Regions from separate parts of the Homo sapiens genome. Here region 2 is linked to region 1. The links are chromatin contacts, found by Hi-C or POLR2A ChIA-PET in ENCODE. All regions are on one chromosome and are shown on one strand. The core of a region is the stretch at or near the end of the contact, and the rest is flanking DNA. Distances in the headings are between cores, read along the strand shown. Region 1 has its middle 81 kb from the start of MIR574. Region 2 holds the start of TLR1 (toll like receptor 1).

What was found. Hi-C counts contacts between places; a loop is a spot of excess contacts on that map. ChIA-PET counts read pairs that join two places held with the same protein, here RNA polymerase II (POLR2A). Pooled maps may share reads with other maps.
Region 2: a loop to region 1 is called in a pooled map, with 2.5 times the contacts of the local background. The contact joins the promoter of TLR1 here to the enhancer-like site in region 1. A Hi-C loop is called at or near these places in 1 of 37 single-sample maps with no recorded cell type and 7 of 50 pooled maps. POLR2A ChIA-PET finds 5 or more read pairs at or near these places in 2 of 52 experiments (AG04449 and activated naive CD4-positive, alpha-beta T cell).

Annotation. Positions count from the first base shown.
Region 1 is chr4:38,945,992-38,953,026 of GRCh38, forward strand. No RefSeq gene overlaps it. Among named protein-coding and RNA genes, the nearest start is that of MIR574, 81 kb to the left of the region's middle. Within about 2 kb of position 2,825, at least 10 of the 41 ENCODE cell types and tissues checked have a DNase peak (open chromatin) inside an H3K27ac peak, as active enhancers do.
Region 2 is chr4:38,801,514-38,808,390 of GRCh38, forward strand. It overlaps TLR1 (toll like receptor 1), which reads right to left and starts at 3,278. Exons shown (of 4, transcript NM_003263.4): 1 at 3,241-3,278; 2 at 2,793-2,869. RefSeq lists enhancers at 2,478-2,527, 2,764-2,933, 2,800-2,969, 2,877-3,046, 2,981-3,150 and 2 more.

The DNA.
Region 1 (7,035 bases), core at 1,575-4,074:
GCACTTTGGGAGGCTGAGGTGGGCGGATTACCTGAGGTCAGGAGTTCGAGAGCAGCCTGGCAGACATGGTAAAACCCTGTCTCCACTAAAAATACAAAAAAATTAGCCGGATGTGGTGGGTCGCGCCTGTAGTCCCAGCTACTCGGGAGGCTGAGGCAGGAGAATCGTTTGAGCCTGGCTGGCAGAGGTTGCAGTGAGCCAAGATACACCACTGCACTCCAGTCTGGGCGGCAGAGGGAGATCCCGTCTCAATTAAAAAAATAAAAAGAGAGAAAAAAAGAGAAACAAGTATTTCTCAAGGAGCTAGAATCCTAGACTTAGACTTTAAGCCTAACTGCACCTGTGTAGTGCGTGCATAGCAAAAACTTTAATGATAAAATGAAATATAAATGTTTAAAAGAATAAGAGATAATCATTCAAAAAGAAGTGGTTGGTGTCATTGGCATTGCACTTATCTTCTAATGCTGGAATGCCTAAGGTTGCCAGGTGAAGACAGGCTGAGAGATGATTCCCTGGGCCTAGTTCCATAGTCTGTGAATTACATTATTTAAGAGAGAATAATCACTTAAAATAGATCCACCTTCCAGGATTTCTTACAATACTGTTTTTCACCACCACTTTTAGGTAATTGTTTCTTTGCTTTGCTTTAAAATCTGGCAAAGCGCAGGATCCAGATCTGTGCAAATGTCAGTCAGTTACTAAATGAATGATTTAACAGGCTTACCTTGGAAGTTTTTTATTCCTTCAATAATGCTTTACATAAATTGCATTCATTTCATTCTATGCAATTACCCTGAACAAGCGTGCCAGTTTTTTCTCTTAACATCAAGTGCAAAATCAGTTCTAGTCTAAATAATGAATGTAGGCCTGTGCCTGTGCCTTATTAAATAAGAAGCATCAAAAGCGGATCTCAAAATCAAAGTAAAATGAGTTCAAGAAAAACTGCTTTCAGGTATTGATATAGACAGATCGAAAGGGCAAAATTGAGTCCCAAATCTTAAAGCATAGGCCTTAGCTTAAATATTATACCCAACCAAGAAGAGAAGGCTCTGTTTTCTCTGAGTGTCACCCTGGGCTGCACATCAAGCTCATAGCTAAATGAGCAGTGTGATGAGCTGAGGCCCTGGCAGGGGTGAGTGAGGATGTGCTACAGCCTCAGCAATACCAGCTAAGGAACTATGGACCTCAGATGAGGGCTCAAAGGGGTTGAAGGAAGTTCAGCCTTCGGCAGGCTGAAGTAAAGTGCTGAATACAAGGTAGGGGCCTGAATAGGGAAATAAGAGAGTTCCTTTGCGGTTTGTAGAAATTAGCTTCCCCAAGGTGCTCAGATACCTGGGAAGTCACCTTCTGCACAGGCGGGCCATGGTGTTTTCATGTTAGAAATAAAGGCAGACAGATTCCAATCATAGCCATCCCGGAGGTCCAGGATATAACATCTCAGGAAAGCAATTTAGCAACAATTTGAAATGAACATTTAATTTCTCATCTTTCCTAAAAACGTGTGTGTGTGTGTGTGTGTGTGTGTTGAACAGATGGGGTTGATCATAATACATGACTTCAAATGATTTAATTTTTTATAAAAGCAATTATTTTTCAGGGTTAAGCTAGTTTTTTCTATAATGTAAAAACTGCCCTTTGATCTTCCTCCTAAGTAAGCGTGCCCTACATTTTGATATGCAGATCCAGGCTTCAACTTGGTGTCTTAAATTACTGTGTTTGCAAAGGCTCATCAGAAGAGATCATACTGAAAATCCATTTTAGAACTTCAGTTTCGCTCTGGTTTTGTAGTTGATTAGAATTCATAACACCATAGGAGTCTATTCAGACCAGCCATTCTTCCCATAAAAGAAAAAAAGGATATAGTTAACCATGTGTTGTATTTTTCTAGATTATCTCATCACTTATGCAAGTTTATGTTCATTTTCTGTATGTCCATCTGTGCTGGATGGTGCACTAGAATATCTACTATTATCCAATTCTGAGGAAAGATATTCTATTTTTTTTCTTTCTTTCTTTCTTTCTTTCTTTCTTTTTCTTTCTTCTCTTTCTTTCTTCTTTCTTTCTTCTTTTTTTCATTTTTTTTTCTTTTGAGACACACTGTCACTCTGTCCCCCAGGCTGGAGTGCAGTAGTGCAATCTCGGCTTGCTGCAACCTCTGCCTCCCAGGTTCAAGCAATTCTGCCTCAGCCTCCCGAGTAGCTGGGATTACAGGTGCACACCACCACACCCGGCTAATTTTGTATTTGTTTAGTAGAGACGGGGTTTCACCATGTTGGCCGGGCTGCTCTCGATCTCCTGAGCTCATGTGATCTCCCCACTTCAGCCTCCCAAAATGCTGGGATTACAGGCGTGAGCCACCACACCTGGCCTATTTTTTTTTCTTAGACCCTGAAAATAATCTGAATTATTCTACCCTTTGAACATTTTACCTTTACCAATGATTAAATTATTATACCCCAAACAGTAGGAAATGTATTAATGGTATTTCTGCTATTTCTGGTGTCTGGGGTCATCATAGACTGGGAATAGAAGCTGATTAGGGAGGATCAGAATTTTGTGTTGAGATTTAAACTACATTTACCTTTGCATCAGAGTGAATTTTTCTCTGCCTGAGCTGTCAGCCAAAAAGCAATTGGATTATATCAGCCTGTGGTCACTGCTGACTCACTTGACAGGCTTGTCTCTTGTATTAGTCTCAAAGGAATTCTATATTGCAAAAGAAGAATATGTTTATTTCTTAAATGCCTTCACTGAGTGCAGAAGTTTAGGGTGATCCAGAGATGTTCTATTTCCCGGCCCTGGGTTTCACCGTCAGGCTTGGAAGCTGCCACTTGGAAGGAAAAGCAAGCACAGAAGCCAAGGCCAGATGGATGAAAGCTTGGCAAAAAACAAGGCTGAGCTTCTGCCTCTGAGTCTCTGCCATCTTTATCCTTTTTCTCTCTCAGGATTTTATTTTTTTTTTGGCAATCACCAAGTACCTGTCTCCAGGATCAGCTTTTAACATCCTGCCCCTCTTTTCCATATCTCTTATTTCCCTTCTCTTCCTCTACATTTTTTTGTCTTATTTCCCCATTAACCAGAAAACAATTCATACAAAAGATTCGGTCATAATCACCAACATGCATTTATTGTGTGCTGGGCACTGTGCTGAGTATTTTATTTGCATTATCCCGCTTCATCTCCGTAATCACCCTATTAGGTAGATATTATCATGTCCCTGCACAAATGAGAACATTGAGACCCAGAGACATTATCTACCTTGTCCAGAATTACACAACTAGTAAAAAAAAAAAAAAAAAAAGAGCCAGGATTCAAACTCAGGTCAGTTCAGCCTGACTAGCTAGCGAGCATTTTTAACTATTAGACAGAGCCTCCCAACAAAACGAATGTAACATGGTTATTTTTAGAGACACCTGCACGCTCAGATTAGCTCTAAGGTAGATTTGAGCTGTGAGGTAGATTTGTAGCTGAAAGATTTGGTTGTCAACTTTGGTTGTTTCCATGCAACTGAGAACAAACTGAGACTAAAGAGACACAGAATGCAGCCACATGAGGTTATTTGGCCTCTGGGTGGTTCTCACCACAGGCCTCTTCATCATTTCACAGACGTTTACATCAAGCAGTTTCCTGGTCATCATCGACTCAGCATCCTGTCTCACAGGTGACTTTGATATCACAAAAACGTCTCCATTTCCTTCTCCCTTCCCCTTCTCTGGTGCCAAGGAAGCCCATTTGTACATAACCACCTTCCTGAAAATCCTTAACCCTCTCCTACCTTCCCAAAGCGTGGGGTTTGTTTACTTATCTAGACAGCCTTTAAGCTGAATCTTCAGTACCAAGCTCTGTGAGACACTGATTGATGTTTAAAGAAGTACTGAATAATGCCTTTCTACCCCTGAACTTGTTTCCTGTTAAGCTCAGGAACTAATGATCATGGTGGTGGTGATAGTGATGTGATGATGATGGCATACTTACTGATCAGTCGCTATGTTTGAGACACAAAGTACACAGTCTCTACCTCTACAATCTCATTTAATCCTCCATATCAACCTTAGGAGATAGCTACTATTATTATCATTTCCATTTTACAGATGGAAAATGAAGCTCAGAGAGATTGAGTGATCTGCCTATGATTATCCGACTAAGAATTAGAAAAGCTGGGATTTATATCCAAGCAGTATGTAGAATGCTAAACATAGCCATGGAGAAGCAGATACCCAGTCATAAAGAAGAAAATTTGCTCATTTTTTCCTGGGTCTGAGTTCCCTTCTTTCAGCTAATATTTGGCCTCCCCCTCCCTGCTCTCTGTCCTGTGGCCTCAAGCAGAGACAAATTGCTCCACAAATCTTTCTGTCAGAGAGCCAACCACATTTCTCCTGCCAGCACCCCTGATCCCAGGAGAAAATGAGTGCCCTATGTGCCCTGGTCTCCCTCATGTTATAAACCTTGTATGTTGAGTGATTCATTTCTCATTGAAAAATATGATCGCCTTTCGACATTTCTGCAGGAGAGCTCTAGTCAACTCTCCTTGGGAAAAAAATTCCACTGGTAGGAAGTGATAAAGGACAAGAACCCAAATGATGAACTGCAGGACAGAAAGACCCCGGCCATTTCTCTGTCAGAAAAAATCATTTGTTCCCACAGGGTATCTTGATCAGGAAGGCTTCTCCCCCAGACATCCGCGCGGCTTCCTCCCTCGCTTCTTGAAGGTGTTTATTCAAAAACCACCTTCTAAATAAACCACCTTTCCCACCTTCGTATTTTTTTCTCTTCAGGACATACCACTGTCTAACATCCTTTATATCCTACCGATTTTTCTGTTATCTGCCTTGCACGAGGATGTAGATTCCAGGAAAGGAGGGATTTTTCTGTGTTCTGTTTGTTACCATATTCCTAACACCCACAGCAGTGCTTGGCAAATAGTCGGTGCTCAATAATGATTTGTTGAATTAACAAATAGGTCAAAGTCTTCTGTGTATAATCTGTAAACGCTGAATGAGAGAACGGAAATAGCTGTACTATAGGGTAATTTGTGGGAAAATATCTGGTTGAGTTACATTAGGAAATGTTAACTGTGAAGTAATGGTGCTCATTTTAATGGTATTTGGTGGTATAGCATTAATGATTATGATTGGGGAGCTTAGAAATGAGTAAGCTTTTTCCCAGTAAAATTAATACGATGTACTCTTTTTTTACTTTGAAGAATTTGCTGTTTGAGGGGTCTTTCAAGATTCTTCAGGGTAAGGTAGACTGCAGTGAAAATTCAGAAGCCCTGAAGAAGTTAATGGTGGTGCACAAATACTCTGGAATATTATGCAACAGTAAAAACAAATGAAAAGAATGGAATAGATCCCTGTAGTGACAGCTCCAAGATGTGTAATTGAGTGAAAAAAAAAAGAAGCTGTAGTATGATATTTGTCTACAATAACATCTTTGTACACACACACACACACACACACACACACCCCTAGAAGATCCGGAAGGATACACATGAAACTGTTAACATTGCTTATAACCAGAAGTGAAAGGGGGTGCCATAGGTGGGGGAAAACATCAGAATTTCACAATAATCAAAAGGGACTGCAATGTTATTTGCAATAATTATGTTTGTATAATGAAATATATTAATGGAATACTTATGTAACTAAATTTTTAGAAATCAAAACAGGAAGCAAAAGAAATTGCTTCTGATCAGGGAGGTAAGAGGATAGGGCCCTGCCAGAGACAGAAAGTGTAAAAACACACAGATTGTTTTTCACTAGAAGAGCCAGAAGTGTCCATGAGAGTGTCTAAATGATTTGAATTTATTTGTCATCGATGTGCCTGTAAGTTTCTAACACAAAGTTGATGACTCTACACATCTCTCCTTGCTTTCCTCAGAAAAGCCCAAACCAAGTACTTCAAATGCATAATTTGTAAAGATTGTGATGATGTACACAGAAAAATTTGTCATTTCCATCTCATTGAAAAAGGCCTCTCACTTCCTTAGCCAGATCGTCTCTCTAATCCTCAGACTAAAACTGAACAGCTCTGGGATACATAATGACTACAGAAGCAATTTCAGAAACTTCTGGAGGGAAGCATCACACAAATGAATGATTCTGTGGTTCAGAATTATTAGCTTGATGCCCAGATGCATATCGTATTTGCAAGAGGCAGTTTACAATCTGCTCAGCTTAACAAATGCAGCACAAGGGGATTTAAATCCCTGCATTTGCAATTTCTGTCTCTCCCTCTCCAAATTTATGGTGAAATTATAGACACCAGTAATGTGTCAGGGCTGAGTGAACTGAGGTCTCTGCTCTGCTCTCACAGCTCCATTTCACTCAAAGGAGAGTAATAAATGGAAAGCAACAAAAAAGTCTCAGCAGATAATGAATCTGTGTCCTAATGACCTTCCCAAACTACAAAATGGATTCATAATTTACCTGATATTGCCCAAACCATTCGGTGCCTGTTGTGAGGTGTTAAGATATTTTGGACATTTTAGACCACAAATGTGCATTTTAAGCAGTTCCTCAATGATTCAAGAAGGCTCCGAACTACCTTTCCCTGTCAAGGTACAATTTTCCATCAATGACAGCGGAAGGCATGTTTCCACCCTTCCCTGTTTGCTGCCTTGATAGTGATGTGATCGATTACTAAGGAGTCTTGGTCTGTTCTGCAGACCCTGGGACTACAGTGTGGCCATTTGTATAAGATACGGGTGTTACAAGCCAATGCGTGGTATCACACATCTGTCTCTATTTTAAAACCACTTGGTCTCCGGCAAGGATTGCAGAGTGGAGGCTCACATTTATTCAAGGGAAGTCATGTGCAAAATAATATGTTTGCTTGCTGAACAGGTCTGTCACTTGCTGGTCATCTCCATCTGAGTTTGCTGCAAAGGAAGCAGTTGATCGGCCACTACTAGGGCATCAATACCAAATAGGAATAACACATATGAAATGGTCTGAAATTAGTAGGCTTTAGAAATGAAAAGCAGCTAGGCACAGTGGCTCACGCCTATAGCCCCAATACTGTGGGAGGCTGAGA
Region 2 (6,877 bases), core at 2,028-4,527, 140 kb before region 1:
AAAGTGGCCTGGTCTTAAGGCCTAAGTGGGGTTCCCTGCTTATTCCTATGCCTGAATCCAGATCAAGGCTCTTTCCACCTCCTAGCCAACTCCAGAGTTCATGGAAGCAGTGATCAGCACAGTCAGGCGTGGTATTCAAAAGTGATCAGAGGCACACAGGACCCCGTGCATGAGTGCGAGAGCTTGGCTCGCAGAACCTACCACACGCAAGATGAAAGTTGTCCTTTTTCCCTTAACAACAGCTATCATCACAAAAATATATAAATTTATATAACTGCCTGCCCCCAAGTGTTAGAGTAGGTACTTAGGCAGACATGAGCAGGACAGGAGAGGGGCCCCCCAACCAGGAATATCAGGTGACCATCAGGTGATGATCAGGCAGTTGTTAAACAGTCTCTCTAAGCCGGGGGCCATGGCTCACGCCTGTAATTCCAGCACTTCGGGAGGCTGAGATAGGTGGATCACTTGAGGTCGGGAGTTTGAGACTAGTCTGGCCAGCATGGTGAAACCCTGTCTCTACTAAAAATACAAAAATTAGCCGGGCGTGATGGCAGGTGCCTGTAATCCCAGCTACTGGGGAAGCTGAGGCAGGAGAATTGCTTGAACCCAGGAGGCAGAGGTTGCAGTGAGCCAAGATCATGCCATTGCACTCCAGCCTGGGCAACAGGGCTAGACTCTGTCTCAAAAACAAACAAACAAAAACAAAAAAACAGTCTCTCTAGAATAATAATTGTTTGCAGCCAGCATCAGGGAAAGTCAGTCTCCTAATAGATAGAAAACACACCTGAAGCTGGTGGTTAGCAGACTCCTGACAAACTCTCAGGAGCTGGGCAAGCAGGCTTGAGCATGCATACCAAGAGGCAAAATGGCGGACTTCAACGGGTATGTGACCTTCCTCTAGGAAGACTTGTCTGGCAAGGGAAAAATGTCTCCAATGAGCATGTACACAACTTCAGTAAACACAGTGTGTGTGCAGCCCATCCCAAGGGCTGGCAGGCCACTGCACATGCAGACAGCCCACCCCAAGGGAAGAATCAGGGGAGAAGAGACGCAAGACTCCAGAAGCCTGCCAACAAATAAGCCCCAAGTAATAGGTTAAACTGGGCACTTGGATCTCTCAAGTTGCCCACTTGGCCCTCCTCCAAGTGTACTTTATTTCCTTTCGTTCCTGATCTAAAACTTCTTAATAAACTCTCTGTAAGGAATATGGCTGTGCTTTGGTCAAGGATAGGCCAAGGTAAACATCCAGAGTGACTCAGCGAGTTTAGAGCGCAGGCGTATAACTCACTTTTTATCATAGCCATGTAGACATAACATAGAGAAGCTTACCATAGCCATAACATAGGGAAGGTTCATCCCTTGGCTCTAAGCCACTATTGTCCGTAAATGGTATAATTGCCCTGCTGACGCTGTACAGGTGCATTGGCAGCCAGAGAAAGAGAGAGAGAGAGAGCCAAAGCTGTCCATCTTTGCAGATGGACTGAGGGGAGCCAGGACACAGCTCGGCTTGCTTGTACCCAGAGAGAGAAAGAGTTAAGCTGCTGACCCTGAGGGCAAGGGAGAGCCGGACGCACAGTTGTGTGTGGAAGCTGCCGAACTAAGCAGCCAGGACAAGGCGGACAGTCTGAGAGAACTACTGTAAGTAAGCTGCTAATGAGAGCTGTTGCTGAATAAAATCACCTTTCACCTGCCTACGGCCCCCTGAGTGTTCTTTCAGCTATCTGCTCATCCACCCCCTCCCCTCAGACCTCAGTATGGGCTGGAACCTGGCCCTGGGCGTGACACTCTCTCTCTTACTCTAAAACTTGCCTCGGTCTCTCACTCTGCCTTATGCCCCTCACACAAATTCTTTCCACTGAGGAGGCAAGAATTAAGTTTCTACGACCCATATGGATTCACCACTGCTAACGCAAGCATTTAATGAAAGCATAGCTTCAGTTTTATGTCGAGCTAAATTAATTGACTCAAATATCTTCTATTTGCCTAACCTCCATCTTGCCCTTTCATTTAAAGTCATTAATTTTAAGTACTCAGTTTATGAAACCATTCTTATTTCTATAATTAAGAAATCAAAATGTTATACACAGGAATAACTGATTTTTAATACTTCCAGGATCTTTGAATTTTATATACCAAACTTGCTAAATCCATGAAAATCAATGTCTCAGTTTCCTAGACCAAAGAATTTTTTGATCAACGTCTTAATGACCATGACTGAGCCTCATCTATTTTAGAACCTTTAAACTCTTTTACTATCCAAAAAATAAGCTGAGCAGAAAAGGATGCTTTAATTTGAAAGTGTAAAATGCCTCTAGGTGAGCTTCTGTGAATTTTCATTATTATGATAGGTTTAGCCTCACATTATATGATACAATGAATCAATACATTTAATTTGTCTTCTTTTGGAGACTTTGGAGGCATCAAATCAAGGCTTTGACTGGTCTTAATGGACAATACCCATACAATCTATCTGGCCCATTAAGTTTAGTCCTGTAAATATTTACTAAGGGCCTTCTCTGCACAAGACCAAATAGCTATTAACCAAAGGTTAAAAGAATCTGAGACAGTTCAAGAACTGTTCTGCTTTGCTTTCTATGCGGTTTTGTGAACTCTTGCTTTGTTATAAAACAAATTCACTTTCAAGTCTTTTGACCAAATTGGATGTAGCCTGGGAAACATTTTCAAAACCTGCAATTCTACCTCACGTCTAGCTCCCCAGAACAGTGTTAGTGGCCTGAGAAACAGAAGGACTAGCTAGTGGGAAGGCCCCAGAGAGAAAAACTGAAACAAACCTGGCCACAAAAACAGAAGAGCTGAACAGCAGCATTGCCTCCGGGAGTAACTGACTTATATCTCATTTTCTTTAACACTGAGAAGAGAATACAAATGGCGGGATTAGGTGAAGAGAAATGCTGTCAAAATCAACAACTAGCAGCTGCTCTGGAAGAAAACCAGAAGACGTGTGTGACCCAAATATTCATTTCCCAACTCAAAAATATTTCCTATAAGCAAATCACACACGAGGTGTTATTCCCAGAGGAGTGTGGGGACTTTCTCTGATTTAGGACTCAGAACTGATACACAAATGCCAGTACAAACTACACAGTAACTATATACATATCAGAAATATAACCCACTTAGAAAAACACCCAGGACTTACACAGATTTTTGAGACTTCTGTACTTAATAACTAGCTATACAATTATTTTCTTTTACAAAAGAAAAGAATGTGTTGCTTACCAAGACAACCTGCTTGTCTGTTCCATTTGGCAGTCTGTAAGAAATTCAAGCACTTCCTTGAATTTATTTCACTGTTAACCACATTTGGTGTTGAAAACAAAACAAAACAAAAAGGCTGTTTTATGCCACCTACCGAATTCCACTGGAATTACATTACATAGTTAAGAATAAACTTATTTTCTCTTATTCATATGTAGCATAGTCTGTGGGTTACCTGATAGGCCTGTATTAAAATAGAATCACGTTTCTATGGTTCCAAATTTCACTACAGTCAGTTTACTATTGTCTACACTGATGAAGTAAATGAGGTAATGTTAATAATCCACAGATCATAATTGGCTGAATTCAAAATGCTTACCGTGGTGGCTATGCTTGGCAGAAGTGTGCGTCTGGGTGTGTTTCGGCTGCTTTGTTTTTCCTCTTGCCTTTTCATCCATCCACTATTAAAAGTGGAAAGAGGGAGGGGTCGAGATTAAAGTTTTGCTGAAGCACACTCGTAAAGAGGGAAGATCATTCATGTGCTGGTTACAGGATGGATGTTAATCACGTCTTTTTTGACAAGTTGATTTTCAGAGAAAATTTGGTGCTGAATTTTTTTCCACTGATCTTTTCAAGCTTTCTTCAAAACATATTTTTGTAAACCCTAAGTGAAAAATATGCTAAGAAGAAAAGAGATTCTTAGCGTGTTTTTCACATAGGGTTTATAAAAATCCTGGGGTTTGTTGACAGCATGTTCAAGGAAGACATTCTGATAGCTCTACTCTTGCCTTTTCCAGTAATGACAACAACAAAATAACAACACAATAAATGGGCAAATAAAGCTATGGGATTCCAGCTGACTGCCTCTGAAGTTGATCTCAGCCTGCATGGTGTCCAGTCAAAACCGGATGTGGGGATGACAAAACTGCCTCCCTTCCTTCCCTCCACGGTTCTCTCCCGTAATCAGCTTTTCTACCACACAGCGAGCAAGGCCAACTTCCCTAAACTAAGAATGCTGAGATTCTTTTCGACTTATAATGTTCTGACTGTCTCTCTCTGTTTCCCCTTACCTCAGAATTTGTTTAATAGAGGAAATATGTTATGTCTACAGATATTTTCTGAAACTGAAAGAATGAAACCACCCACCTGCCATTTCCTCCCTGAGACCCATAACTGGACAGGAGGGAGGTGTCTTTGACTAAGAATTTAGTTCCTGGCTCCCAAAGGCATTGACTTTGTGAATCCAGGCTGAGGGAGCAATGCCCAGGGGAGGGAAGTGGGCAGGGCAGTAAGGGAAGCTTCTCAGCACTCTGAATTCCTGTTTTTCCCCACAGACTCATCCCCACTACTCCCAGTTGTGTACATGATTACAAGTGTGTGTGTCTCTGCCCACCCCTAGCCCATACCTGGGCATTTCTTTTTGGATTCAGGGCAGTAAAAATATGCTGTCAATTAGATGTAATCTGTAGTTAGTTGTGTTTTTTTTTAACAAAACCTTATTGATATATAATTCACAAACCATAAAAAATTTCACCTTCCATAAAAAATTTCACAAACGATAAAAAATACACCCGTTTAAAGTGTATAATTCAGGCCGGGCATGGTAGCTCATGCCTACAATCCCAACACTTTGGGAGGCTGAGGCAGGCAGATCACCTGAGGTCAGGAGTTTGAGACCAGCCTAGTAGAGAAGGCGAAACCCCGTCTCTACTAAAAATAAAAAAAATTAGCCGGACGTGGTGGCACATGCCTGTGATCTCAGCTACTTAGGAGGCTGAGGCAGGAGAATCGCCTGAACCCAAGAGGCGGAGGTTGCAGTGAGCCAAGATCACACCACTGCACTCTAGCCTGGGTGACAGAGCAAGACTCTATCTCAAAAAATAAATAAATAAATAAATAAATAAATAAATAAATAAATAAATAAAATAAAGTGTCTAATTCGGAGGCACCTACCTGCCTCTTTTTCCCCCTGCTGTCCAGTGGGTCACCACAGAACAAACACACACTTGTAATCATGTACACCCATCAATCAACAAACACACACTTCCCCTCTACCTCTACACCTCTACCTCTACCTACCTCTACCCCTACCCCTACCCCTACCCCTACCCCTACCCCTACCTCTACCTCTACCTCCACGGTCTCCCTCTGATGCCGAGCCGAAGCTGGACTGTACTGCTGCCATCTCGGCTCACTGCAACCTCCCTGCCTGATTCTCTGCCTCAGCCTGCGGAGTGCCTGCCATTGCAGGCGCACGCCGCCACGCCTGACTGGTTTTTGTATTTTTTTGGTGGAGACGGGGTTTCGCTGTGTTGGCTGGGCTGGTTTCCAGCTCCTAACCGCGAGTGATCCGCCAGCCTCGGCCTCCTGAGGTGCCGGGATTGCAGACGGAGTCTGGTTCACTCAGTGCTCAATGTTGCCCAGGCTGGAGTGCAGTGGCGTGATCTCGGCTCGCTGCAACCTCCACCTCCCAGCTGCCTGCCTTGGCCTCCCAAAGTGCCGAGATTGCAGCCTCTGCCCGGCCGCCACCCCGTCTGGGAAGTGAGGAGCGTCTCTGCCTGGCCGCCCATCGTCTGGGACGTGAGGAGCCCCTCTGCCTGGCTGCCCAGTCTGGAAAGTGAGGAGCATCTCTGCCTGGCCGCCATCCCATCTAGGAAGTGAGGAGCGCCTCTTCCCGGCCGCCATCCCATCTAGGAAGTGAGGAGCGTCTCTGCCCGGCCGCCCATCGTCTGAGATGTGGGGAGCACCTCTGCCCCGCCGCCCCGTCTGGGATGTGAGGAGCGCCTCTGCCCGGCCGCCCATCGTCTGAGATGTGGGGAGCGCCTCTGCCCTGCCACCCCATCTGGGATGTGAGGAGCGCCTCTACCCGGCCGCGACCCCGTCTGGGAGGTGAGGAGCGTCTCTGCCCGGCCGCGCCGTCTGAGAAGTGAGGAGACCCTCTGCCTGGCAACTGCCCTGTCTGAGAAGTGAGGAGCCCCTCCGCCAGGCAGCCACCCCGTCTGGGAAGTGAGGAGTGTCTCCGCCCGGCAGCCACCCCGTCCGGGAGGGAGGTGGGGGACAGCCCCCGCCAGGCCAGCCACCCCATCCGGGAGGGAGGTGGGGGGGTCAGTCCCCCGCCCGGCCAGCCGCCCCGTCCAGGAGGGAGGTGGGGGAGTCAGCCCCCGACCTGGCCAGCCACCCGGTCCGGGAGGTGAGGGGCGCCTCTGCCCAGCCGCCCCTACTGGGAAGTGAGGAGCCCCTCTGCCCGGCCAGCCGCCCCGTCCGGGAGGGAGATGGGGGGGTCAGCCCCCCACCCGGCCAGCCGCCCCGTCCAGGAGGGAGGTGGGGGAGTCAGCCCCCCACCCGGCCAGCCGCCCGGTCCGGGAGGTGAGGGGCGCCTCTGCCCGGCTGCTCCTACTGGGAAGTGAGGAGCCCCTCTGCCTGGCCACCTCCTCGTCTGGGAGGTGTACCCAACAGCTCATTGAGAACGGGCCATGATGACAATGGCGGTTTTGTGGAATAGAAAGGGAGGAAAGGTGGGGAAAAGATTGAGAAATCGGATGGTTGCCATGTGTGTGCAGAAAGAGGTAGGCATGGGAGACTTTTCATTTTGTTCTGTACTAAGAAAAATTCTTCTGCCTTGGGATCCTGTTGATCTGTGACCTTACCCCCAACCCAA